Regions from separate parts of the Homo sapiens genome. Here region 2 is linked to region 1. The links are chromatin loops, found by intact Hi-C in ENCODE. Cell type or tissue: heart left ventricle. All regions are shown on one strand. Links, peaks and the distances in the headings refer to the core of each region. The heading gives the core; the rest is flanking DNA.

Region 1 (15,531 bases), core at 4,404-12,403:
CACCCAAATCACATCTCACCTCCGAACTGTTCAAGTGTCCCCAGACCCTTCTTGCCTGCTGGGCTCCCCCCAGTGGGATGGGACAGGGAGGCCACACGCACTGGTGCCAAAACCAGGCCTCTGCTGCCGCCCTTCCTGGAGGCTGCCTATGTTGGGGGGGACCCTGCCTCAGCTGACCCGGCCTCTCTGCCCCACCCAAGCCCAAACTTGGTTTCTGTGAGAATAGTGGAGGAAGGTGAGATGGCCAGTTTGAAGCCTGTGCCTCCCAGCTTAAATCCTAGCAGGAGAGAGGCTCTGGGGCAGCCCCCATGGGCTCCTGCCCCTTTCAGGCCTACAGCCACATCCCCAAGCCCACCAGGTGTCAGGATAGTCACAGTGATACCAGTTCAGACACTACCCCATATACACCTGGAACATTGAGGATGGAAACTGGACTCACATTCGACATACCCCACTGGGCACACGCACAAACACACACACTATGGGGTGGGGTGGGTGTAGGGGCTTACAAAGCCTTACACAGGGCGAGGGGTTGGTGGGAGGGTTGGCACCTGCACACTCCATCTCCTGCTCACCACCTGCCTCTAATCTGAGCTGCAGCCTGGCTGGTCCTCCCATTTCTAAAGCTGAATGTCAAACAGTGCCAAATGCTGGGGCAGGGGGTGAAGAACCCTCTGTCCCACCCCTAGCCACCAGTGTCCTCCAAGTGCCCCCTCACCTCTCCAGGTGCTCATTGTAACCATTTCTCACTAGTGTCAGGCCCCCAGTGGGACCACATGCCACTGCCTGCACCTTTCGGCAGAGGAACCCCCACCAGACATCACCCTTTGCCTTAGCAGGGGTGACTTTGTCTCTCCTGGCTGGGCCATCCTTCCGCCAATCTGGCCCTTACACACTCAGGCCTGTGCCCACTCCCTATCTCCTTCCCACCCCTACACACACACTCCCTGCTTGCAGGAGGCCAAACTGTCCCTCCCTTGCTGAACACACACACACACACACACACACAGGTGGGGACTGGGCACAGCTCTTCACACCATTCATTCTGGTCATTTCCCCCAAAGGCATCCCAGCCTGGGGGCCAGTGGGGAACTGAGGGCAAGGGGATATAGTGATGGGGCTCAGATGGACTGGGAGGAGGGGGAGGGTGATGCATTAATTAATGGCTTCGTTAATTAATGTCATGTTGCTTGTCGCTTTCTCAGTGTGTGTGTGTGGTCCATGCCCACTGCTGGTGCCAGGGTGGGTGTCCATGTGCACCCGGCCTGGATGCCAGCTGTGTCCTTCGGGGGCGTGCGTGTAACTGTAGTGTAGTCAGGTGCTCAATGGAGAATATAAACATATACAGAAAAATATATATTTTAAGTTTAAAAAACAGAAAAACAGACAAAACAATCCCCATCAGGTAGCTGTCTAACCCCCAGCTGGGTCTAATCCTTCTCATTACCCACCCGACCTGGCTGCCCCTCACCTTGGGCTGGGGGACTGGGGGGCCATTTCCTTTTCTCTGCCCTTTTTTTGTTGTTCTATTTTGTACAGACAAGTTGGAAAAACAACAGCGACAAAAAAGTCAAGAAACTTTGTAAAATATCGTGTGTGTGATTCCTTGTAAAATATTTTCAAATGGTTTATTACAGAAGATCAGTTATTAAATAATGTTCATATTTTCACTTCAAATGGTTCCCATCCACTGTATCAGCTTGGGGGTGAGGACTGGGTAGCTATGAAGACAGTTGGCCAAGACCTCAGAGTCCCACTTAGTGCTCTGCAGGGGGTGAAGACCATGGTAGCCCAGGTCCCTGTCAACCACAGGGCATGGCACTTGCTTCCACCAGTTATAATAGGTGCCAGGCCCTTGACATACATTGTCTCATAACATCTCAAAAAGCTGTCTTTTAAAAACAAGCAAGACAGGCTGGGTGCGGTGGCTCATGCCTGTAATCTAGCATTTTGGGAGGCCGAGGCGGGCAGATCACTTGAGGTCAGGAGTTTGAGACCAGCCTGGCCAACATGGTGAAACCCCGTCTCTACTAAAAATACAAAAAAATTAGCCAGGCATGGTGGCATGCGCCTGTAATCCCAGCTACTTAGGAGGCTGAGGCAGGATAATTGCTTGACCCCAGGAGACGGAGGTTGCAGTGAGCCAAGATTGCGCCACCGCACCCCAGCCTGGATGACCGAGCGAGACTCTTGTCTCAGAAAAAAAAAAAATACAAGCAAAACAAACACCCTCCCAGAGCCTGAAAGCCAGGACCCTGGAGGGAAGAAGACAGATCAGAGATGCTGGTTTAGTGGGGAGGTGGATCTGGCAGTCTGGTCAGACCACCAGGGCCTGACAGGGCCTCTGCCGGGAGCTATGAGTGAGCACCTGGCCAGTGTCCCTACGGCCCAGGAAGCCCTGACCACAAGTGCAGCAACGGCTCCCTCCTGGCCCACAGGAGCTTGAGGCCGCAGCTGCTTAAACTGGAGCCATAGGCCAAACTTCATTTTTGTGAATCCTCTCAAGCTTAGGCCCTAGTTCATTTTCACCCTAGAAGGTGTGACCTTTGCGATCTTCTCATGTGGAGAGAATTATAACCTGTAACCACCAGAGCACAGGTGTCCCTGCCTTCCCACCACAGTCCTCTCTCTCCTCCCAACACTCTGCTCTCTGCGCACTGACCTGGCTGAGTCCTCGCCACAGTCTCTGGGGTGGGTACTAGTGTATCCCCATACCACAGATGAGCAAACTAAGAGGAGAAAGCCTTTCCCCCCAGGTGAGAAGGCTAAAAACCAGCAAAGATTTTAGAGAAGAGGTGGCCACCAAGGGTTGGGGAGCTTGGATGCTAAATAGATGAAGGGGCTTCGAGGCCTCAGCCAAGATGGAGACTTTTTCTGTCTCCTCTGCAGGGTTCGGCTGCAGAGCAATGCCTAATCCACAACCCCCAAGACAGCTCCCATGGCCTGCAAGAGACCGTGCAATCTTGGATAGGGTTGTAAGATAAAATACAGAACACCCTATTTTGAATTTCAGATCATGAACGAGTTTTTAGTATGGAAGTGTTTCAACTATTGTGTGGGACATACCTATACTGAAAAACTGGGGGCTGGGCACAGTGGCTAACGCCTGTAATCCCAACACTTTGGGAGGCTGATGCAGGAGGATCGCTTGAGCTCACGAGTTCGAGATCAGCCTGGGTAGGATGGCCACCCCGCCCCTGCCCATGTCTCTACAAAATAAAAAAATTTTAAAAATTAGCTGGGCACAGTAGTGTGTGCCTGTAGTCGCAGCTAATCAGGAGGCTGAGGCTGGAGGATCCCTTCAGCCCAGGAGTTAGAGGTGGCAGTGAGCTATGATTGTGCCACTGCACTCCAGCCTTGGACAAAGCTAGACCCTGTCTCAAAAAAAAAAAAAAAAAAAAAAGGGGGCAGGGGGACATGATTATACTCGAAGATTACTCATTGTTTATCTGGAATTCAAATTTGACTGAGCATCCTTATTTTGATTTGCTAAAACTGGCAACCTTACCCAGATGTGGCAACCAGTGGGAACCCAGACCCCAGAAAAAAAGCATCAGCACCCTTTTTAACCTGTAGGCCATGCACACATCAGCACACACTGAAATCAGTGGCTGAAAGGAAGGGATCCTGTGTTTTATAAAAGCACTTTGTCATAGAATTATTTTAATTATATGGACAGCTTTTTGTTTTGTTTTGAGACAAAGTTTCGCTCTTGTTGCCCAGGCTGTAGTGCAATGGCATGATCTTGGCTCACCGCAACCTCCGCCTCCCGGGTTCAAGCGATTCTCCTGCCTCAGCATCCCGAGTAGATGGGATTACAGGCATGTGCCACCACACCTGGCTAATTTTGTATTTTTAGTAGAGATGAGGTTTATCCATGTTGGTCAGGCTGGTCTCAAACTCCCGACCTCAGGTGATCTGCCCGCCTCAGCCTCCCAAAGTGCTGGGATTACAGGCGTGAGCCACCGTGCCCAGCCTATATGTACAGTTTTTTAAAAGTAACTCCATATACAAAAAAAAAAAAAAGACACAGAACACAACCTGTCAGAAGTCACTGTGGCGTGAAGTGGGACCAGAACAGGCCTAGCCCAGGCTTGTGGAGAGACCTGGCTTGTAGAGAGACCTCTCATCCTCCGCAGTTATCAGAAGTCCCTGGTGGGGAGGAGGGTCACTGAGGGCTGCCCAGCCTCGTCCCTATGCGGGAGGGAGCCCTAGGTTCGTGCTCCAGGTCCACCTCACTTGGAAAAAGGGCAACGTGAAATAACAAACAAAAAACTTTTCCAAGTGGGAGAAAACAAACAAAAAAAGGCAACATGTGCAGCACTCGCTGAGCACCCAGGGTGGACTGGCATTTTACACCCCTTTCCCCTTTGATTATTAGGACAGGAAGATCATGTCATCAGCTACATTTTATGGCCCATGAAACTGAGTTTCAAAAAGGTTCAGGAACTTAACCAACCAATGCCACACAGCCTCCGAGGCAGAGCAAGGGTTCCAGCCTGGGTCAGGTCCCATTCACCAGACCACGGAGGTTCTGTTTCTCACACAGTGACACCTACCCACACGCCAGCCAACAAGGACACACTCGCTCAGAGGTACACGCACAAATAGAGCTACTCTTCCTAGGGAATTCAGCAAGTGTGGGGGCTAGAGCTGTGTTGCTTCCCGAACCCTCACCGCCGCTTTCAGGGGTTAGAGATGCTAATTCATCCCTTCCCACCTCCTGAGAACCGACGGAAACGGTCCCTGAGAACTACAACTCCCAGCACACCCCGCGCTCACCACAACGGGACCGGTCCGTGCTCATGGCCTCCTGGGACTTGTAGTTCTAGCCAGAACCCTGTTCAACTCTTCCCCGGCTGCAACCAAGGACTCCGTATCCCAGCATGCAGAGGAGCCGGAAGACAGGCGCTTAGAGGACAGCCCGCTGCCGCCGGGGACGCGCAGGCGCAGCACCCCTGTTTGTCGGCCCCCCGAGAGAAGAGGTACGGTCGAAGCCAGGAGCCAGGCCGAGCGGGAGCTGACCAGGCTTGACTCGGGTACAGAACGAGGCACCAGTCCCCTTGCGAACCGAAGGGCCTCGCAGTGGATGGAGGAGGCCCAGCCCTGAGGTCAACGCCAACCAGGCTAGCCTGGCACGGGGCCTACAGGGTGGGTAGGCGGGCGTGCCGCAGCCGTCCAGGGCCTTCCCTCAGGTCCCGGGCGAGGGGCCTACGCTGCGGCCCGGCAACAAGGCCCGACTCGGCCCCTCGGGACCAGAGCCCCACCCGATCGGAAGCGGATCCTTTACCAGGGCCATAGGCCAGTGACTAGGCCGGGCCTGGGCCTCCCATCGGGGCCGGACTAGGACGAGGCCCCGGGGAGGCCCCTGGCCTACCAGACCCTTTTCTCAGGCCGACAGCCGCCAGGAAGATGCAACGTGCCCTGCCAGGCGCCCGCCAGCACTTGGGGGCCATTCTGGCCAGCGCCAGCGTGGTGGTGAAGGCTCTGTGTGCGGCGGTACTATTCCTCTACCTGCTCTCCTTCGCCGTGGACACAGGCTGCCTGGCGGTCACCCCGGGCTACCTCTTTCCTCCCAACTTCTGGATCTGGACCCTGGCCACCCATGGGCTGATGGAGCAGCATGTGTGGGACGTGGCCATCAGCCTGACAACGGTGGTGGTGGCCGGGCGTTTGCTGGAGCCCCTCTGGGGGGCCTTGGAGCTGCTCATCTTCTTCTCAGTGGTGAATGTGTCTGTAGGGCTGCTGGGGGCCTTCGCCTACCTCCTCACCTACATGGCTTCCTTCAACCTGGTCTACCTGTTCACTGTCCGTATCCACGGCGCCTTGGGCTTCCTAGGTGGCGTCCTGGTGGCACTCAAGCAAACCATGGGGGACTGTGTGGTCCTGCGAGTGCCCCAGGTGCGCGTCAGTGTGATGCCCATGCTGCTGCTGGCGCTGCTGCTCCTGCTGCGGCTCGCCACGCTGCTCCAGAGCCCGGCGCTGGCTTCCTATGGCTTCGGGCTGCTCTCCAGTTGGGTATATCTTCGCTTCTACCAGCGCCATAGCCGGGGCCGAGGGGACATGGCTGACCACTTTGCTTTCGCCACTTTCTTCCCTGAGATCCTGCAGCCTGTGGTGGGTTTGCTGGCGAACTTGGTGCACAGCCTCCTGGTGAAGGTAAAGATATGCCAGAAGACGGTGAAGCGCTACGATGTGGGTGCCCCATCCTCCATCACCATCAGCCTGCCAGGCACAGACCCTCAAGACGCCGAGCGGAGAAGGTACTGTGAAATTTTCCAAAATCTTGTCAAGCTAGGAGCATACTGGTCGAGTCACATGCCATCTGTTGAGGTGTTCGCTGTACATAGGTGGAGACCTACAGTCAGGTATTGGGGCACATCCGGAAAGACAAAATCAGTCTTTGGCCTTAAGGAACTCAGCAGTTAGGTGTCTGGGGTCCACGAGGCACTTTTCTCACCACTCGGGCCACTTAATAAGTCTCAAGAAATGCAGTTTCCTTTGGTGCTGTGAAGTCCCAGTGGAGGGACACAGAACCCTGGCCTTGCCTCAGAATCTCAGAATCCTAGACATTGGGCCTGTGGGAGCCAGAAGCAACCTGCTGGTACTTTCCCCTGTGAGGAAGGGACAGGGAAGGAGGCCTGGGGTCCTCAAAAGGTGATCTGGGCCACTCCAATTTCCAAATGCTGTGTCCTCTTCCTGGGCTTTAACTCAGATGCTGTGCTTCTCTGCCACTTACTTATTGAGAGGGAAGCTTGGGGTATTACCACATTTACCTCTGTCTCCAGCAAGCATGTGTCACCAAAACCAGGGACAGGCTACATGACCCACTGAGGGAGCCTGCTGACACCAGGGAGTGGCGATGACCCTTTCATTATCTGTAAACCAAGCTATCCACAGCATCAGGAGTCCCAGCTGAATTATTCACTGAATGCACTTTGGCCAGGGCAGGAGGGATCTTTTTAAATTCAGCTTACTCTCTCTCCCAGATCTGTGGAGCCAGCAGAGTGGTCCCAGCCTTCATAAGATCCACAGCTCCATTTCCAACATTATTCCTCACTGTTTTGAGGCAATTACTCGAGTAGTAAAATCTGGGACGGGCTTTGTCTTTTGCATTGCCAAGGCTCCTGCTTTTGCTCACCTGTGAATGGGGTTGTGGCAGGAAGCTCTATGAATTTAGCTGCAGTTATCCCTGTATTTACTCTCCACTGGGCTATGGAATTGAGTGTGGGACACACTCCTTTCTTGAAGGAGTTCCAGCTGGGGAAGGGCCACAGATCACTATGGCCCAAGGTATGGTAGGTGTTGAAAAGTATATACAGCATGCTGCAGGGCATAATTCTGGGCCCTAGAGCTTGGGTCTTTATAGGTGATAAGCCCTAAGGACAGAAGTCTCTCTTAACCTTAGCTGGTATTAAAGATGGGGCCAGGTGAGCTGGGCCTGGTAGGAATTGAGCTGTCCCTCAGAGCCATTCAGGTGGGGCCAGGCCAGTGGGGACCCCTCCTCCACTGAGAGGTGTTGGAATGTTAGGGTTGGCTGGACATTCAAAAACCTCTGCCTAGGCCCAAGAAAATGGACAGGGGGGAAGCAGGTTGGTGGGGAGGAAGGGAGGGTCAAGAGGCGGGTTCTTGGCATAGCCTTATGGTTGTTAGCTTACATGGGGGTGGCGGTTATTCCTCCAGCCAGTTTGACATCTGACTGCATGGCCACGCCCAACTCCAAAGGGCTACCAGGAGAGGGAGGCAGGGTTTCCTATCTGTCTCTCTGGTCCTTGTGAGGAAGTGACTAGCGTAACACTAGCTCTCTGCCTTGGCAGGCTTTAGATGGAACTGGCAAGGGCATCATCAGGATGGCAGCCTGGGTAGCAGCAGGGAAAGACTGTCCTGTCTATACCAACTTGTCATGTGTGAGACTGACGGGCAGGGGGGAAGCGTGCTAGGGCTTTCTACACCTGTGCCCTTGTTGCCTCTCTTGTCGTGTTCCCTGACATGGTGGAGATTTTGGTTCTCAGCTGGAACCTGAAAGGCTACACAGGCTGTCCCCACATTGGTGGCACAGAGAGGCTGAGGTATAGGAGTCCACAGTGGTCACTGTTGAAACGGTTCCCTGGCAGCTGCAGCACTCCACCTTCTGGTGGGTCAGGGTCCCAAGCACATGTGTAAACCTTCTTCTGTTGGACTTTCCCACCTGCCCTCAAAGTGGGGCCTCTAAGGGTCCACCCTGTGGAAGCAGTAGGCTCTGGCCTGTGCCTACCCATGTGAGCTGTTTCTCCTTCTTCTCCTCTTGCAAGGGCTCCGCTAAGTCCCTGCTCTAACAAGGGCCTTGGTGGCTTTGGGGGTTCTTCTGAGAGGGAGAATATTAGCATCAGTTAGGAGGGGTAGACTCACCCAAGTTGGCCCTGCTTCCTGGGCTGAGAGCCAAGGGAGGTGTTGAATTCCAGCCTTCCCCATTGACCCTTGCCAGGAGGCTCAAGATACCCCTAACCAGGAGAGGGGGAGAATTAATAACCCTTCCCTTGGATGTGATGCCAGCACCCAGGCAGAAACTCCTGGAAACTCCAGAACTTGCCGTTCCACCCATCTGCCCTAGGGCACTAGTTCCACTGACCCTTAGATACCACCCTCAGAACCATTCCTGGTGGCTGGCCTCGTGGGCAGTCTGGCAGACACCCAGCTGACCTTCCCATCCCGGAGGTGCCTCAGCTATGGAGGGAAGATTCTTAGAGCCTTTGGGTTATCATTCTGATGGCAGAGTGGGTCCTAAACCAATCTCTGGGGAGTCCCAGGCTCTGCATGGTGAAGGGGAAACATAGGATTCTGGGGGAGGAGTCTAGGTGGTACGGTGAGGAGTCAGCCTGCTGCGGAAGGGTAGAGGGCATGAGCCAAGGCCAAACCCAGAGTGACCTTTCCTCTCTCCTCTGGCCCCAGGCAACTGGCCCTGAAGGCACTCAATGAGCGGCTGAAGAGAGTGGAAGACCAGTCCATCTGGCCCAGCATGGATGATGATGAAGAGGAGTCTGGGGCCAAGGTGGACAGCCCCCTGCCCTCAGACAAAGCTCCCACACCCCCAGGGAAGGGGGCTGCCCCAGAATCCAGTCTAATCACCTTCGAGGCAGCTCCCCCGACGCTGTAACTCCAGACCACCTTGAGTGTGGCACCTCCCCTCCCAAGCCCCCCTTGACATCCTCTCAGCTACTCCAGGGCACCTGACTGCTCTGAGGAGAGGGAAGAAGGCCTGCTGGGGCTTTCCATGGCCTTCTGCTGTTTCTCGCCAACACTACCCAGGACTCTTGCTACCTGGTTCCAACTCCAGACAACCACTATGCCAGGCCCGGAGCCTCTGAGGCATCGGCCAGTCCAGGCCCTCATCTGAGGTAAGAATGTACATCAGCTGGCAGCCCCAAGCAAGTGGCTGCAGGGACACTGATGCCACAGCTCCTGGGCCGGCCCTCACATCTGAAACTGGTTGCCGAGAGCCCTGAGCCAAGGCAAGGATTTGCCAAAAATGTTCTGGGGGCCCAGCAAATGCAGGAGCCGACCTGGGGCTGCACATCCCTGCCCATCCCCAGAAAGACTGTTCCTGTCAGGATTTGTTTCCCTCTGCTGTGGCGGTGACTGCTTCTGGACCAGAACAGCTCCAGCTCCCAGGTATTTTCTACAGGACCACTTGAGTGGGCAGCCAAGCCCAGGCTCGCAGTATCAATAAAGCAGTTCTCTGAGGAATGACTCCTGGGCTCTTGTCAGGCCACCTTGTGCAGCCCCCTCATCACGTTCAACTGCAATGTTAGACAGGGACTTGATTGTCTCCATGGTAACTCCAGCTGGATAAGAAGCCCATTGCCCCAGCTCCCCACCACCGCCACCACCACCACCACATGCGCACTGCCAAGCAGCCTTCCAAGAGCTATTGCCTCAGACTCTTACTCCTTTTTTCTTTCCCTCCAAACCCCAATCTGGGAGGCCTTCTGTCCCTGCCTAGATCTGATGATAAGGGCCTCTCCATCATAAGGCGCTGTTCTTACCCATGGTTTATCTCTAAGACAGAATGCTCAGTTCTTGCCACCCCTGGAGACAACTCACCCCCAGCTCCCAGTTATTGTATGTATCTAACCCCCACAGTCTGGAGACTCCAGCACAGTAGACAGTTGGGGGGACAGAAAGGACACACAGCTGTACCATTCACAGCTACAGCTCTAGGGCCTGCCAGGGCCCGGAGTGGCCTGGGAGGCTCAGCAGCTAGACCCTGGGGATTTGTGTGCTAGGAGAGCTTCAGCCCCTCAGGGAGCAGCCAGGGGTCGGGGGTGGGGGGTCCCCATCTTGCCCAGCTGCCCATTTTCCTGTGCTGATGGCATTAACAAGAACCATCCCCAACTCTGGGCTGCTTCTCCCATCAATCTTTTCAGTCATTTTTTACAAATTTTTTACTTTTTTCTCTCCTAAAATTTCTGAACATACAGTACAAGTATGAGCTGCCTTGCAGGAGAGGCAGTCTTGCAGCCCCAGCTTCATCCAGACACATGATGCCTATGTTCCTCTGGGATGACAGAGAAAGGGGAAGGAAATGGGAGGCACTCCAGCATGAGGAGCAGGAATTCACACACGGGCCTCCAAATGCCCAACTGTCCCAGTGCCTGAGGTGTCCCCTGACTCAGCTGAGAGAGTTCAACAGGTCCCTAGGCCCAGCTCCTACATGGAGGGGCAAATCCAGGCTTCCCCTAGGCTGGGAAGAGCTCATGGTTGGATCCTCTTGCGGTATAGGTAGGCATTGCTCACCTGGTTCATAATGACCAAGCTGGTGAGGACAGGGCATAATACAGCCAGGTACCAGGCTGCACCAGTGACAGAGGCAGTGAACCAGAGTGAGCACATGCCCAGCAAGAGGCTGGCACTACCCAGCAGGTAGCCCACCAGCCCAGAAGTAGCATGGTATAGCTTGAGCTTCGCCAGGGGCCATCGGGGCAGCAGCTTGGGGTAGAGCAGCCCCACCCCACCTGAGCACTGCAGCCCTGCCCACAGCACAGCCAGCAGCCCTGCCTGCCCATGCCGCGTAACCAGGTGGGCTTTGCCAAGCTGCTCTTTGTGGAGGATGACAAGGCCGAGGCCCAGCAGTGCACACAGCAGGGCCAGCAGCTGCAGCACCCAGTGGCAGCGTGCTCGGCCTTTCCGTGAGAGGGAGTGCAGCAGCGAACTCTCAGGAGAAAACACCAGTAGTGCCTCGGTCATCAGGAAGGAGAACTGAGGAAACAGGGGATGGGAAGCTCAAGTGAGGGTGCTGCCCCAGAAGAGGAGAAGAGGGCTTTATGTAACCCTTAGCTGCCAGTGAGTCTGGGCTGATTCCCCTTTTTCTTTCTCTCCCCACTGACAAGACTATCCATTTGGTGGGGCAAGAGTGGAAAACCCCATCTGGGATGATATATGTGCCCTGAATAATCTCCACACTTCCTCCTAGGTGCCAGTCTGAAATGTCATCTGTCGTATGTTACCAAGCAAACACAGGGTTTGAGATGTGGCAGTTATAAATGATTCACAAGCTTTGTTTCCCTAACGTGGGGCTGGATACAATTTCTTGGCAAGAGCTGGCCACATGGGTGCACTGTTTCAGGGAAAGTTAGGTGCATCACCAGAAATTAAAGTAAAAAGGGACAGAGGTACATCCAAATGCAATGTCTCAGCTTTCTGCCTAGAGGTGGGTGAAGCCTCATTGTGCTTAGACAAATCTTACCCATTTGACCTGGGTCCTGGGTCTTCATTACTCTGATTCAAGTCTCTTTTTTTTTTTTTTTTTTTTTTTGGAGATAGTCTCTCTCTGTCACCCAGGCTGGAGTGCAGTGGCCTGATCTCGGCTCACTGCAATCTCCGCCTTCCGGGTTCAAGCAATTCTCCTGCCTCAGGCTCCTGAGTAACTGGGATTACAGGCACCTGCCACCACACCCAGCTAATTTTTGGTTTTTTGGGGGGTTTTTTTGTTTTTGGGTTTTTTTTTTTTTTTGGGACAGAGCCTCGCTCTGTCGCCTAGGTTAGAGGTTAGAGTGCAGTGGCGCAATCTTGGCTCACTGCAACCTCCGTCTCCTGGGTTCATGCGATTCTCCTGCCTCAGCCTCCCGAGTAGCTGGGACTACAGGCGCGTGCCACCATGCCCGGCTAATTTTTTGTATTTTTAGTAGAGACGGGGTTTCACCATGTTGGCCAAGATGGTCTCGATCTCCTGACCTCAGGTGATGTGCCCGCCTCGGCCTCTAAGTGCTGGGATTACAGGCATGAGCCACCGTGCCCAGCCTCAAGTCTGAAATATATACCATGGGCAGGAGTAGTTGGAGCATGCAACTCTTCCAAACAGATATTAAATGTGGACAAAGATTCAGAGGCTGCCAGGGCCACCAACCATGCCCATGCTCCCACCCCTAAGAACTGCCCAGGCCCACTACTTACAGCCAAAGACATAAGCACCGGGTGCCAGGAGAACAGGCCTGGAATGAGAAGAGGAGGCCTCATGGGGCTGAGGCAAGAAGAAACCAGCCATACCAATCCTTAAGGGTTGAGGAATACCAGCAGCCCATCACCCAAGGAGGTGCTGCCAAACTGTGAGCCCCTTCTTGCTCTGCAACAAGCTGACCCCACACCTATCCTCTCTTCCTGGCCTCTTCCTGGATCAGAGGCCATGCTTTGCCACTCCTCTGGCAGTCCTCCCTCCTTCCCTTACACCTCCTGAGAGGCAGCCAAATGGAGCACCCAGAGAAGGAAAGACAAACCAGGAATTCTGTGTGCCCTGGCCATACCTACCTGCTCCACCTCACTCATCGCTCCAGCACAGAATTCCCTCAACCAGCCAGGCCTGTTCCCGGAAGTCCCACTGCCCTTCCTCCCCAGGAACAGTGGCCCTTCCCTTCCCAGAAGTCAGCTATGAATTCTACTTACTGGAGCCAGGCCTGGCAAGCACAGCCACAAAGATGGTAAAGCCCAGGGCCACAAGGTGGGCGGCAGCGCCAGAAGCAGTACGCAGAGCTCGGTAGATGTGTGACTCGGTCTCCGCAGAAAGGGCCATCGTCAGCCGTGCTAGTGGTTGTAGCCTGAAAGCATAGTAGCGTGGGCCAGGATCTCAGGTGCCCACTGTTCACTCCTCACTGGAGAAAAGGCTGCAAGGCAGGAATGCCACCCTCTTCCAATAAGTTATGGTAGGAAAGAACAGTACCAAGACCAGCACCAGGAATGGTCACAACATGCCAGTCGACGGCCGGCGGCCTGTCAACGTGTACCCATGTCTGAACTGGTACCAATCGCTGGCCCGCCTTCCAGGTAGGAGGCGCAAAGCCATGTAAGACTACAAATCCCAGCGTGTACCACGCCGTCGCCGGCAGTAGAGCCAGCTGGGAGGGCGCGGAGCACTATGGAAATTGTAGTTCCCTGCTGCGGTCCCAGTTACAGCGTGAATCCCTTAGCGCACCGCCTCCCCAAGTGCTGCCAGCATGCTGCCCCTCCACGCTAGGGACTTGCCTGCCTCTGCCGCAGCGCAGATCTGATGCGGTGGTTTCCTCCAAAGAAAGCGGGATACTCCGGGCCCTGCCGCGCGCACCGCCGCTCCGTCACGGAGCCGCTTTACTTCCGGGTGCGACGTCTACCCACCCAGGACTTCCTGGGACGAGCCGTCCCCCGCCCCAGCCACGCCTCTGAGTCGCGCTGCGCAGGCGCCATTGGGCAGAGGGATTGGCAAGCTTGCGTGCCCCAGCGACACAGGCCTCGAGGCTGTCTCTGACAAGTGTTCACAGGAGGTGGGGACGCCTCTGCGCGAGGAACGAGGAGCTACGGGCCTGGGCCCGGTTATTGCCATGGGCAGCGGCTGCCGCATCGAATGCATATTCTTCAGCGAGTTCCACCCCACGCTGGGACCCAAGATCACCTATCAGGTGCCACCCGGGCTCGCGGGACTGGGCGGGAAGAGGGACGTTCTCGAGAGCTCAACTGGCTGCCTGAAGGCAGTAGTTTCCCGTGCTGCACGCAGGCATGCTGCTTCATTCGCAGACAACTGTGAGGCTAGAGGATAGTCAGACCCAGGCCCCCGGCTCCCAATGTGGCAGGGAAGACATACGTCACATTGGCAGTGTTTGTAGGATATCGGGCTGTAGGGATCCGGTTGGGGGGTTCCAGGTCCCACAGAAGGTGAGTTGGGTGACCCATGAGTATCCCTGAACTGAGTGAAGAGTAAATGATGCATAGGAAGTTTAGGTAAGGCAGGAGAAAGTGTTCCAGGTAGAGGGAACAGCATATGCAGAAGCCAGGAAGGAGGTGAGATCATAGCGTATGTTTGGAAACAGAAAGAAGTAATAGGCCTGAGTGGATGGGAGAGAGGGGAACGCTGGAGAAGAGGACTTGGGCTTGGGGGGCATGAGGAGGTCACCATTTGTACTACACCCAGTACAGATGTCCACTGAGGGGCCCATTGCCACTCCCCTCCCCAGGTCCCTGAAGACTTCATCTCCCGAGAGCTGTTTGACACAGTCCAAGTGTACATCATCACCAAGCCAGAGCTGCAGAACAAGCTTATCACTGTGTGAGACCCTAGCTCGGGGTGAGCGGTGGGTGGCAGGGGTTGTCCCAGGAGGAGGAAGGGACAGGCTTGGGGGCCTGACTGTGTTCCAATTATCCAGCACAGCTATGGAAAAGAAGCTGATCGGCTGTCCTGTGTGCATCGAACACAAGAAGTACAGCCGCAATGCTCTCCTCTTCAACCTGGGCTTCGTGTGTGATGCCCAGGCCAAGACCTGCGCCCTCGAGCCCATTGTTAAAAAGCTGGCTGGCTATCTGACCACACTAGAGGTCTGCAATGAGATGGGCTTGGGTTTACCGACAGGCAGAGTTGGGGAAGGTGTTCCCATGTCTCCAAAGTCCCCCAAACCTGGGACCCTGCAAACCAGCTCAGGACTCAGGGCAGCCAACCAGCCAGGGGTCCTGGGATGTGCCCACCATGCTTTCCATGCTCTGTCTAGCTAGAGAGCAGCTTCGTGTCCATGGAGGAGAGCAAGCAGAAGTTGGTGCCCATCATGACCATCTTGCTGGAGGAGCTAAATGCCTCAGGCCGGTGCACTCTGCCCATTGGTATGGCCAGCCTCTGCAAGGACAGCAGAGGGGTAGAGGAGAGATGGGAAAGTGAACCCAGCTAGTCAGGGAGAAGGGCAAGACTCATGAACACATTGGTGGGCAGGAAATAGCCATGGGCTGAGGTGCCCATGTCCAGGGTCCAATGCATGATGGAGCTGGGACTGGGGGTAGGGGGAAAGCAGAGCTCTCCAGCTCTGCCCCTTGGGCAATTCCTTCCCCTTTGTGGGCCTCCGTTTCTCACTCCATAAAAAGAGAAAGATTAGCCCTACCCAGAGGCACCTGCTTGCCCCAAGGGATGCTGGGAGGCCTGGATGGTAATTGAGGACCTCTTGGAAGAAGTGGCACTGAGGATATGGATGGGGCCCCCTGCAGATGAGTCCAACACCATCCACTTGAAGGTGATTGAGCAGCGGCCAGACCCTCCGGTGGCCCAGGAGT
Region 2 (11,691 bases), core at 2,974-10,973, 1.6 Mb before region 1:
CCAGTCAAAATCCAACCCCACCTACCCCAAGTCTTCCTTTCTCGGATCCCTGGGTCCCCTCCTTGGGAGTTGCCACCATTCCCTCCCGGTGCTCCCTTCCAGAGCTAGCGAGCCAGAACCGTAGTCCGCGGAAGCAACCTGACCGCGAGGTCAACGCGTTGGGCCCCAGGTGGCAGCGCGTTGAGCACCCCGCATCCCCGGCGGGTCGCCTTTCCCACTGGGCGCTTCGGTTTCCGCCTCTAGAAAATGGGCTTTCCGGTGTGGAAGCGCGCCTGTGGTTCCAGCTACTGGGGGTGAGCCGGGAGGATCACTTGAGCCCAGGAAGGTCAAGGCTGCAGTGATCCATGATTGCGCCACTGCACTCCAGCCTGGACGACAGAGCGAGACATCTTCTCTTAAAAAAAAAAAAAAGAAAAAAAAAAAAACCGAAGAAAATGGGCTTTTAGTTCCGGCGCGGTGGCTCACGCCTGTAATCCCAGCACTTTGGGAGGCCAAGGTGGGTGGATCACTTGAGGTCAGGAGTTCCGGACCAGCTCGGCCAACATGATGAAACCCCGTTTCTACTAAAAATATAAAAATTAGGCCGTGCACGGTGGCTCACGCCTGTAATCCCAGCACTTTGGGAGGCTGAGGCGGGCGGATCACGAGGTCAGGAGATCGAGACCACCCTGGCTAACACGGCGAAACCCCGTCTGTACTAAAAAAAAAAAAACAAAAAATTAGCCGGGCGTGGTGGCGCGTGCCTGTAGTCCCAGCTACCCGGGAGGCTGAGGCAGGAGAATGGCGTGAACCCGGGAGGCGGAGCTTGCAGTGAGCGGAGATGTGCCATTGCACTCCAGCCTGGGCGACAGAGCGAGACTCCGTCTCAAAAAAAAAAAAAAAAAAATTAGCCAGGCATGGTGACGCACGCCTGTAAACCCAGCTACTCGGGAGGCTGAGGCAGGAGAATCGCTTGAACCCAGGAGGTGGAGGTTGCAGTGAGCCGAGATCATGCCACTGCACTCCATTCTGGGCAACAAGAGTGAAACTCTGTCCCAAAATAAATAAATAGAATAAAATAAAATAAAATGGGCTTTTTACCCCAATTTGGGCTCCCTCTGGCCTGCATTGACAACTCATGACCTGTAACTTACCGTTGATTGAGCACTGAGCCCTTACTACGTGCTAGGCATGGTACATGCATGGCCTTATTTAATCCTATCAACCACCTATGAGCTAGTACTATTGAATTATCCCCATTTATAGAAAAGGATAATAACGATGAGAATAAGAACAGTAATTGTAATGGAGCCCCACCACATATTGAGGTTTTACAGCAGGCACCCCCACTGATAATTTTTCTGTTTTTTGTTTTTTTGAGATGGAGTTTTTCTCTTGTTGCCCAGTCTGGAGTGCAATGGCGCGTTCTCGGCTCACTGCAACCTCTGCCTCCTGGGTGCAAGCAATTCTACTGCCTTAGCTTCCCAAGTAGTTGGGATTACAGGCGTGTGCCACCACAGCTGGCTAATTTTGTATTTTGAGTAGAGATGGGGTTTCTTTCTGCATGTTCATCAGGGAGATCTCGAACTCCTGACCTCAGGTGATCCGCCCGCCTCGGCCTCCCAAAATGCTGGGATTACAGGCGTGTGCCACCGCGCCTGGCCTAATGAGAGTTACATGTGACCATCAGCTGGCTCTTTTTTTTTTTTTTTTTTGTGACCGAGTCTCACTCTGTCACCCAGGCTGGAGCACAGTGGCACGATCTCGGCTCACTGCAACCTCTGCCTCCCGGGTTCAAGCGATTCTCCTGCTGAGTAGCTGGGACTACAGGCACGTGCCACCACACCTGGCTAATTTTTTTTTCTTTTTAGTAGAGACGGGGTTCCACCATGTTGGCCAGGGTGGTCTTGAACTCCTGACCTCAGGTGATCCACCCGCCTCGGCCTCCCAAAGTGCTGGGATTACAGGCGTGAGCCACCATGCCTGGCCGATAATTTTTCTTAAACTTTTAATTAAATTGCTAATTCTTGAAGTTGGCTTTATTGTTCCCATATTTCAGATCAAGAAGCTGAGGCCCCAGGTTACACACTAAAGTAAATGGCAGAGGCAGAAATAACACCTATGTCCTCCTGACCCCAAGGCATGTTCTTAAAGTTCTGGAAACCTCCTGGAGGCTTCCTTGCTGCTCCTCTGGGACTGCCACCCTGGGCAGGGTGTTCTGTGGCCCCTCATCATCGTGGTTTTGAACCACAGGCCCTTCACCAGCACAGCAGCAGCAGGCATGGCAGCAAGCGTGGAGCAGCGCGAGGGCACCATCCAGGTGCAGGGCCAGGCCCTCTTCTTCCGAGAGGCCCTGCCCGGCAGTGGGCAGGCTCGCTTCTCTGTACTGCTGCTGCATGGTATTCGCTTCTCCTCCGAGACCTGGCAGAACCTGGGTACACTGCACAGGCTGGCCCAGGCTGGCTACCGGGCTGTGGCCATTGACCTGCCAGGTACTTAAGGGGCAGGCTTCTGGGCAGGGTTTGGGGAGGTCTCATTAGGGACAGGGCCAGGTTCCTATAACATGTAGCCCCTCCCCACTCCAGGGGTGGGGGCGGTGGGATCTGGAGGACCCAGCCAGGCTGGGCCCTGAACTTGACAGCGTTTGGTCAAGCACACTGCAAGGGCCTCTGAGCAGTCTTGATCCAGATGTGGTCCTCACCGCCCAGCTGCTCCTCACTGTTACCTGGGCATTGTCTCAGTGTCTCTGAGCCTCTGTTTCCTCATCTGCAATGGGAGATAACCACACTCATGTTTTGGGCTCGCTCTAATGAGAATGGAATGAGATAATCCATGTGAGTATGTGGCTAGTACCTGACACAGAGTAATCGGTGCTCAGCCAATTGGAAGTAAAGTATTTTGACTGAATAATAACCATAGGCTTTTGGAAGCCCTAAGGAGTGAGACCTGAGTCTTCTGGGGGACAAGGCAGGGCCTGGTGGGTGGCCAGGCCCCCACTTGTGATCCCACATGCAAAGCCCTGAGCTGGGTTCTAGGGTAGATGGGATCAGTGCCCAGACTGCCTGTCATAACCCAGATGGCTGGGTCCCAACCCTCGGTGCCAGGTGTGAAAGGAGCAGCATGGCTGGCCCCACCCCCTCAGGCCAGGGATGGTATGGTTTCAGGGCTCAAGGGCGAGCCTCCTGCCCAGGCAGGATTGATTCCAATGGTGGGTTGGCTTGAGCTTCAGGGTGAAGGTCTGGAGCTAATCTTGTTGGTGAAGCCTGAATGACTGGAGGAGGAGCTGCAGAACCGACCCCTCAGCTGCTGTCCTTCAGGAGCCTCTCTTGTCCCAATCCAGGGCCAGGTGCCTTTCACACAGTTAATTTTCACAACAATCTTAAATGGCAGATACTTTTGTTATCCCCCTTTAACAGATGGGGAAACTGAGCAGCTGAGAGAGGACTGAGGGGGACCTACCCAAGGTCACATAGACAATAAATGCAGAATTGGGTTCTGGACCCAGACTTCTTGGGCTTCAGAGCCTGATTCTCTCCAGGACACTTACTGCTGGGGAGACAGGCACAGACGTGGAGAGAAGTGCCTCATGCTTGGCACGATAAGATAGAATGAGGCTACTGTAGGAATAAACGTGGGCACACTGGGTGTTACAGGAACCTGGCCACAGAGAAACTGACCTAGGAGGGCTTCCTGGAGAGAGCAACCATCTCCCTTGTTTTGCCATTCACTGCCCTTGTCTTGTCTCTTTCACACCTGAATCCCTGCAGGTCTGGGGCACTCCAAGGAAGCAGCAGCCCCTGCCCCTATTGGGGAGCTGGCCCCTGGCAGCTTCCTGGCGGCTGTGGTGGATGCCTTGGAGCTGGGCCCCCCGGTTGTGATCAGTCCATCACTGAGTGGCATGTACTCCCTGCCCTTCCTCACGGCCCCTGGCTCCCAGCTCCCGGGCTTTGTGCCAGTGGCCCCCATCTGCACTGACAAAATCAATGCTGCCAACTATGCCAGTGTGAAGGTACCCTTGTGTGGGAAGCTGAGGTGCCCCTGCCAGGAGCAAGGAAGGGTGCATCCCTGGGCTTTCCTCATCTGGGGGCTGGATAATCAAGGGGTGTCTTCTGGGAGGAGCTGACCACCCAACTCCACCCTTTTGGTTTACTCAGCAGACTACTGTGCCAAGCCCTGTGCTAAACTGTGTTCTGGGGCAGACACCAATCTGTGCCCCCACCCACTGGGCCAGCTTGTCTCTCTCCCTCATATGGGGTGGTCCCAGGAAGAGACTGAAGTGGGGAGGGCTGGGGATGCTATGGCAGGTCCCTGTTGACTCTGCCCCACCCCCCTATCCTTCCTCTCAGACTCCAGCTCTGATTGTATATGGAGACCAGGACCCCATGGGTCAGACCAGCTTTGAGCACCTGAAGCAGCTGCCCAACCACCGGGTGCTGATCATGAAGGGGGCGGGGCACCCCTGTTACCTGGACAAACCAGAGGAGTGGCATACAGGGCTGCTGGACTTCCTGCAGGGGCTCCAGTGAAGCCCAGCACTGCTGCAGGGGGTGGGCTGCCTGCCTGCTCTGAGCTCTCTCTTGCACGCTCTCTCTTCTCTCCCAGGCTCTGGCTCATGCACATGCAACAGGTGCGTCTGTCTATATGTCTGGGTTCTTGTCTTTTGTGGTCTGTTTGTCTTTTCTACCTCTTTCTCTTGCAGTGATAGACTGAGGGGGTAAAATCAAGAGAAAAAACTCTCAGGAATCAAGGAACATAATCCTGTGGAGGGTAATCCATTACATGAGCTTCTCCTGTTCTTCCACTTTCCTGCCTGGCTTTCACTCCTTCCCCTGCTCTGCCCAGCCTTTCCCTCCCACCCACTCCTCCTTCTGCAAATGCCCTGAAGGCCAGCCCTTACCCCAACACCCACTTCCCCACCTCCTTAGGCCCCAGATACATACATGCCCACATGCACGCTTACATGTTTAGAGCCATCCTTGTTTCCAAATATGACCCTTCGCTTGAGGGCAACTGCATAGGTACATCTAACTCTGGACTGGCATGCACATTGTCATGTGCAGCTTTGCATATACACACATGCATACATGAGCCTCCACACAAGCACTTGCACACATGTGGACTCCTAACCATGCTAACCTCACTGGCTGGGAAGGTGGGGACCCCATGGGCCAGCCCTTGCAGGAGGCCCTTTTGCAAGGCTTAGGGTGTGGCCAGCCCTGAAAGCTACTTGGACACAGGTTTCAGCTGGCCCCAGCCCAGAAGTGACCCCCAGAAAGGGAGGGCCACCGCTTTGCCCCCTGCTTTTACCCTTCCTTCTGGGTGCTCTACACCTCAGGTTACCAGGCCTGAGGCATCTCAGCCAAGCTTGTTTCCTGCTCTGAGGCTTGTGGGGTGGGAGCCAGAGTGGAGGTCGGTGAAATAAAGTGATGCAATTAGACCCCACCGGCTCCTGCTTCTAAAGAGCGCCGCCCCTCCCCCACCCCTGGGACCAACACTGTGGGCCCCTCCCCCACCCCGGCGGGACCAGATGGTCCCCCTGCCCTTTGTCCACCAGGCCAGATGGAGAGGAAGGGAGATTGGATTCCCCTCCCCACCCACACATACCCAGGTGCCAAGAGACTCAGCTGTGGGGGGAGGTGGAGGTCAGTGGGACCAGGCTGAGCCGATTATGGAGGAGTGGGGGGGAAGGAATAGTTGCTTCCCCGAGGGCGGGGGGTGCCCAGCGGACTTGAGAACAGTTCATCACCCCCACTAGTATCCCTTCCCCAGTAAAAGACTCAACGGAGCCCGTTCCTTGCGACCCTATCCCCAAAAGGAATTCCGGGGGTAGATTTGGGGTTATCACAGGATCGGGTGCACAGGGCCACACGGCTCTCAGGCCCCTCCTCCAGCCTGTCCTGCGCGGACGAGGGCCGGGCCATGCAGCTGTGGGTGGCCGAGGAGAGCGGGTCTTGGTGGGCGCAAGCCCGAGCGGAGGATGGCGCGCAGCGAGCAGAGCCGGGAGCTAGGCGGGGCGCAGGGTCCCAGCCGGAGCTCGGAGGGACGCGGGCCGGGAGCGAGGCGGAGCCGGGGCTGGCGGGGCCAAGGCGGGGATGGGGGTGCAGGGGGCTCGGCAGAGGCGCCGGGCGGGCGGCCCGGGCCGGAAGGACTGGCCTGGCGGGAGCGGAGGGGCTTGGAGCCGGGCGCAGCGCGGGCGGTGCGGGGAAGGCCGTGGCTGGGGACCGGGCTTCAGGCCGGACGCCCCTACCCCCAACCCGTGGGGCTCTGGGAGTGGCAGGGGAAGGGTCGCCCGAGCCCTCCAGGAAGCGGCCGCCGCTCGGGGCGCACCGCGGCGCGCGGGGCGGGGCGGGCGGCTGCGGCACTGGGGCGGCTGGGGCGGGCCCGCCGCTCTGTAATCGGATCCGGGGAGGGGGCGGGGAGGGGCCGGGCCGGGCGGGCCGGGGGGTGGGGGGGGGGCGCGGAGCCGGGCTCCGGGCCGGCCGGGCTCCGCGCCTGTCAAACCCCTCATTGTTCGCAGCTGATGTCACTCGCAGTTGTGAGCGGCCGCCTCTCCCGGGGACAATGTGGGACTGAGCGGCCCAGCCGCCGTGCCGCCGCCGCCGCCGCCGCAGGACAGCCCCAGCGAGGTAGGGCGCGGGCCGGGCGGGGCACGGCGGGCCGCGAAGTTTGGGGGTTCGCCCGGGGGCAGGGAGCCCGCGCCCAGATCCCTCGGTTGGGGTCGCAGGTTTGTGAGACTGCGAGGAACACGTTCTCTGTCCCACACCGCTGAGGCCTGCACAGGTGGGAGGCGCTGGTCTGCCAGAGGCGCCCTTGGCACCAGGGAGGGGCTTCCTGGACCTTAGATCCCAGATTTGAGGCCCCCATCCCACTCGCTGTTTCTGTCCTTTGCGCCTGCTCCTCTCTCTGACTCCTGCCCTGGGTTCTGGTTCTGCTCCATCTCTGCCCTCACTTGCCACTCCCCTGTAGCTCCTGGCTGGGCACACACTCCTTCCCATCCTCCGCAGTCGTTGGGGGAGCCAGATACAGACCTCCAGGCCAGGGGTGTATGGAGATGACAGCTGGGGGCTCAGAGTGGTCCCTCTTGCCCCATAGCTCTTCAGCCCTTCAGCTCTGACCTAGCTTCTTGGCTGGGGTCCTGGGGGGTGGGGGTGGGAGGCTCTGCTACTCACTTCAGCCTGGCCCTCATGCCTGCCTGGCCAGGAGAGGGAGGTGCCCGCCTCCTCTCTCCCCTATCCCTGGCCCGCCATCTTGAGACCTGTGGCACCCAGTGCCCCACCCGGCCCCAGCACCCAGGGGAGTGGTCTCCAAGGTGATGATGCACCCAGGGCCAGTTGCATTCCTTTCTCCCCACCAAGCCCAGGATGCTCATGTTCGTGCTGAACCAGCAGGACATGTGTCCCCAGGGGCTTGCCTTCCGCCACAAAGGCTCTTACAATCCATGAACTCCCTAGGAGCTGAGCTCCTGCCCTCCCTGTTCCCTGGGTCACCCTCATTGCCTCAGGACCAGTACCTGGGACCCTATTCTTTCCCCATCTGAAAAAATCCCCTGGTCTTCCCAGGTCCTGGAGCCCCCTCAACCTCCAGGGCACCCCCATCCCAGCCCCCACCCCCTAGCCTTCATCAGCATGCAGGCTCAGGCTGCCCAAACACAAGGGGATTGTTCTTCTTGCATGCTCAGGGTGGGGGGCTGGGAGCAGGCAGCCCACACACCCTGGCAGGCCCAGGCCACGAGGAGGCTGGCTTGCCCCACCCTGTGTCCCCAGACAGGCTGTCCACCCTCCCTACTCCCATCACTGCTGCCCCTCCAGCCTCCATCACCATTGCCCAGTGGCGCTGACATCTTGAGGAAAGAGCTCTGAGCTGCACAGGTAGACCCCTGGGTTCTCCAGCTCTGCCAGTTGTCTCCCATGTAGCCTTACAAACATTTCCCTTCCTCTCTGGGCCGCGAGCCCCTCTTGTGATTGGTAAGACCTTTCCAGCTGTGACAGGCTGAGCCCAACTCGACTCTGTGAAACGTACCCCACCCCCCAGCCCTTCTTCCAGTCCCCCTCTTCCATGAGGAGACCCACTCTGCTCCCACCCTCTGAAAACCTAAAGCACAGCCCAAATCCCCCACCCCAGCAGCATACCTAGGGAGCTCCTAGTCCTGGTAAAACGGCAGGAGTAGGGCTGGGGATGCTGAGAAAGGAACCAGGAATCCTGTCCAGGCAGGTCCTACCTCTGCCCATGTGGCTGGCCCTCATGTCTGGGTCTTCTCACTCTACTCTCATTACTCCTCCGGGACCCTCAGCCCCATCTTTGGTTCCAAATGTCCCCAGGCCCCATGAACCTTAACTCTTCTCCCTGCACACTGACCCTGGTCTTGTCTCAAATTTCCTCTTTCTGGAGCTCTGTGTATAGTGGAAAGACAGGCTCAGAAATGCCCAGCGGGGACTTCTTTGAGTTGCAGCAACATCTTTGAGGGGCACAGAGGCCTGAGTGATCACATCTGACTTGGAAGCCTGCGGAGGGCTTCACAGAGGAGGTGGCGTTTGAGAAGGATTTTGACAGAGAGTGGGGAGGATGGGCGTTTTGAGCTGAGGTAAGCCTGGAGAAAGGCCCGAAGGGCTGGAGGTGCTAAGTGTGTTCTGCAGCCTGGCATGTGTGAAGGATGGGGTGGAGATGAGACAAGAGAGACAGGGGCTGGATCATGAAGGTCCTTGATGGCCTGTCTGTGGAGTTCAGGCTTTATTCTTTGGGGACTGGGCAGCCATGGGTGGCTGTTGAGCAGCAGAGTAAGCATACAGTTTTCAGCATGGAGATTGGAAGCTAGAGGCCTTTCTCAATGTAGATGAGAGAGTGAGGGGATGGGTACCATGAGGCTGTGGCCTTTCTCCTGGAGCCCAGCCTGGGCCCGGGCTTGACTTGGTTTCCCTTGGTTCCGAAGACTCCTGGGGGCTGCCTAATGATGGTGTATGGAAGCTGTAGCATTTCTGGCACCTGCCAACTTGTCAGAGCTGCCTTTCCCTTCCTGGCACTTTGTCTATGTGGCAGATCTGAATCAAGAAGCCAGAGGCTGGAACTTGTGGACCCCAGGATGCTCACCTGAGGCTTCCCACTCCCCTCCTCCTCTCCCAACTGTAGATGATTGGCTATCCCGGGAGGCTGGGAGGCCAAGAGGCTGGGCACATGTGTCCAAGATGCTGGGGCAGTTCTTATGAAGGCCTGGCTAGTTAGGAGAGTGAGCATCTCCAGAGAAGGGATTGGGCAGGAGAGTTAGGAGCCCTCGATGCAGACGTGCTGTGGCCCAGGGTCCACCCCCACCACACCCTGCCTCCCTGGATGCTCCGAGCCATTCCCCAGCATCACTGGGTGTGGCTAGCATGGCTGCTTTGGGAGTGGGAATAGGAGAAGGGGGCTGCTAGGTGGGGAGCTGGGGGTGCTGAGAGGATGTGGGGGGATGTGAGATGGAGAGTGAAGCCCAGGTGGGTCCACAGGCCCTAGCTGGTCCAGACATTCTGGCCAGCAGAGCGGAGGGAATCCCCCAAGGGGCGGGCCAGTCTACTTGAATCGCCTGGCCCCAGGAGCCCTCCCCTCCCCCGGATTGTTCTTGCTCCAGAACAAAGGCAGGGTGGACACTTGATCCCTGCATGTGGGGTGAGCTGGCTAAGCCCCCAGCCCTTTGATTGGGCAGCTGTCATGGGAGAGAGACAGCTGGGGGGGAGGGGCAGGAAGGGGGCAGCCACCATCGCTTACACAGCTGTCACCCCCCCGCCTCCTCCAGCCTGAGTGGCAGAAAGCCAGGGACAGGAGGAGTGGGCACTGGGGCTGGGGAGGGGGCCTGGGAGTCAGGAGGGAATGCCCGAGGTCAGAGGCCTGGTGTGAGCTTGGTATGCCCTGCCAGGGAGCCCTGCTGACCAGAGGGGGCTGGGCACCCGCGGAGGTGAGCTGGAGGTCACTGTGGCATGTTGTGTGGCTGCCACGTGGGTGGCCCGGCAAAGACCCAGGGCCCACCCGGCTGGAGCAGCAAATGACTCCCTAGAGCCCCACTGAGGGCAGGGGGAGCCAGTGATGCCTCATGGGGCTGCTCGTTCCTTGGGCCCTAGGAGAATAATTTGGAAGACATGGGTCAGAACCCCTTGTTCTTGCCTAAAGATGGGAAAGACCTTGAGAGTCTCTCAGACCAGGAAGGGCGCAGATAGACCAGCAACTCTCTCCCTACCCCCAGCCCCTAAACACAATACAGGTGGGTTTAGGTCAGGTGAAGACCTGGCCAAAGTTACCCACTGGACTTGGGGCGGTGGGTCTCTGCTGGAGACCCAGGCATCTTTTCATGGCAGAAGCTCTAGTTCTGGCCATGTTCCAGCCCTCCTGCCCCATTTTTCCTGGAGCCACAAGAGGTCATGTGGAGATGGTTTGGGGACAATGTCAGGTCTCCCACTGGTTACCATCCCAAGGGGGTCCTTGAACCCCAGAAAATTTTGGAACTTAAGACCGAGGCTCTGGACAAGTTGTCAGTCCTTTCCAAATAGGATCCCTGTCTTCTAGCTAGGCAAAGGTCTCAGAGACGACTGAAGCCCAATCCCCACTTTCGAAGGAGCCCGCCCTCCAGGAAGAGGACTAACAGATCCAGACAGGAGCAGCCTGAAAGGGGAGGCAGATGGGGCTTTGGATAGCCTCACACTAGCAATGCTAGTCCCACTGTGTCCCACCTCTCTGTGACCTTGGGCAGGTTACTGATCCTCTCCAGGCATCAGGTTCTCCTGTGTAGTGAATTCATCTGCTCAGCTAACCAGTATGTTAGCTGAGTTCCAGCTGAGCTCAGTATGTTCTGAGCACCTTCTCTGGCCTGGCTCTGAACTGAGCCCTGGGGACATAAGGAGAAGGCAGCAGCCTTGGCTCCTGCTCCAAGGGGCTCCTGGGCTTGGCTGTCCAGAGAAGCAGAAACCAAGCACGTCATCACAAGTGCTTTGATGGGGGAAGTGCAGGCAGCTGGGGGAATGTCTAGCAAGGGCAGCCAGCATGAGGCTGGCCAGGATGCTCGGAGAGCACAGTCCCTGCATCCACTGCTCATCTCCAGCCTCTGGAGTCCCTGTGGCAGAACTCAAATGGAAGGAGGAGCAGCTGCACCCAGGGGAGCAGGGTGTCACCTCCGTTGGATAGGTGAGGAAACAAAGACCTTATGCCATACGGTGGCTTGCTGGGACTTCTGAGAAGGAGCCAGGCTGGGAGCCCCTTTCACCTTCCGTGCTCAAGCTCTGTCTAGCAAGGGGAGTTCAGAAGAGGGCGTTGGACAGAACTCCATGCCCTTTCCTGTCATGTTGGGATGGGGCAGGGGGCTGAGGAGGAAGGCGCCCAGAGACTTCTGGAGTGTTCCAAGCTCAGCACACTCATCCTTCATCCCCACACCCTCCTGGGCATGAGGAATTTGCAGTGTTAGGGCTTGGTCTTGGCCCAGACTTAGCACCAGTTGGTCCCACTCCCTGTTTTCCCCATAGGGTTCTGGTCCCCCAGTGAGCTCCCCATCAAGGCTGAGCCTTGGCAGGAGACAGACGCCTAAGGAGAGGGATTTCCAAGCAGGATTAAGGTTGAGGATTAAGTCGGGGCATGAAAAAGGGTCGGGTGGGGAGGGCTGGCCACTGAGCTAATCCCAGCAGCTAATCTCAGGCTCCACCTTCCTCCATCAGTTAATGGCCTTGACATTCCCGCAGCCCACCAAATCCTTTTCTTACC

The links. A loop is a pair of places that touch in the nucleus more often than their neighbours do. Peaks named below come from ENCODE experiments on the same cell type or tissue, not always from the same donor. Only the 100,000 strongest peaks of a DNase experiment are listed, where the experiment ranks them.
Region 2: a loop joins it to region 1, with 5 times the contacts of the local background. A loop is called at or near these places in 2 of 110 quality-filtered maps.

What each region holds. Positions count from the first base shown.
Region 1 is chr3:50,348,945-50,364,475 of GRCh38, reverse strand. CYB561D2 (cytochrome b561 family member D2) reads right to left here and starts at 13,614. Exons shown (of 4, transcript NM_001291284.2): 1 at 13,492-13,614; 2 at 12,916-13,067; 3 at 12,430-12,467; 4 at 10,407-11,235. The coding sequence starts at 13,042. The coding sequence ends at 10,732. It overlaps TMEM115 (transmembrane protein 115), which reads left to right and starts at 4,955. Exons shown (of 2, transcript NM_007024.5): 1 at 4,955-6,263; 2 at 8,929-9,726. The coding sequence starts at 5,413. The coding sequence ends at 9,133. LOC127898564 (CYB561D2-LOC101928965) reads right to left here and starts at 13,614. Exons shown (of 5, transcript NR_183066.1): 1 at 13,492-13,614; 2 at 12,916-13,067; 3 at 5,800-6,358. NPRL2 (NPR2 like, GATOR1 complex subunit) reads left to right here and starts at 13,701. Exons shown (of 11, transcript NM_006545.5): 1 at 13,701-13,901; 2 at 14,454-14,545; 3 at 14,643-14,811; 4 at 14,982-15,090; 5 at 15,466-15,531. The coding sequence starts at 13,824. It also overlaps CACNA2D2. RefSeq lists enhancers at 4,736-5,035, 4,762-5,652, 13,440-13,659. In heart left ventricle, for the core only: a CTCF peak has its summit at 8,108; DNase peaks (open chromatin) are centred at 4,875 and 5,509; H3K4me3 peaks cover 3,674 bases; H3K27ac peaks cover 1,372 bases.
Region 2 is chr3:51,962,240-51,973,930 of GRCh38, reverse strand. It overlaps PCBP4 (poly(rC) binding protein 4), which reads left to right and starts at 6,477. Exons shown (of 14, transcript NM_001174100.2): 1 at 6,477-6,605. ABHD14B (abhydrolase domain containing 14B) reads left to right here. Exons shown (of 4, transcript NM_001146314.2): 2 at 2,233-2,471; 3 at 3,747-3,988; 4 at 4,326-5,416. The coding sequence starts at 2,261. The coding sequence ends at 4,505. RefSeq lists silencers at 164-313, 5,908-5,987, 6,018-6,297, 6,308-6,417, 6,518-6,787 and enhancers at 1-693, 4,821-5,382, 5,383-5,946, 7,073-7,634, 7,635-8,198. In heart left ventricle, for the core only: no CTCF peak of the experiment used is centred there; DNase peaks (open chromatin) are centred at 6,080, 6,500, 7,304 and 10,950; H3K4me3 peaks cover 2,747 bases; H3K27ac peaks cover 3,008 bases.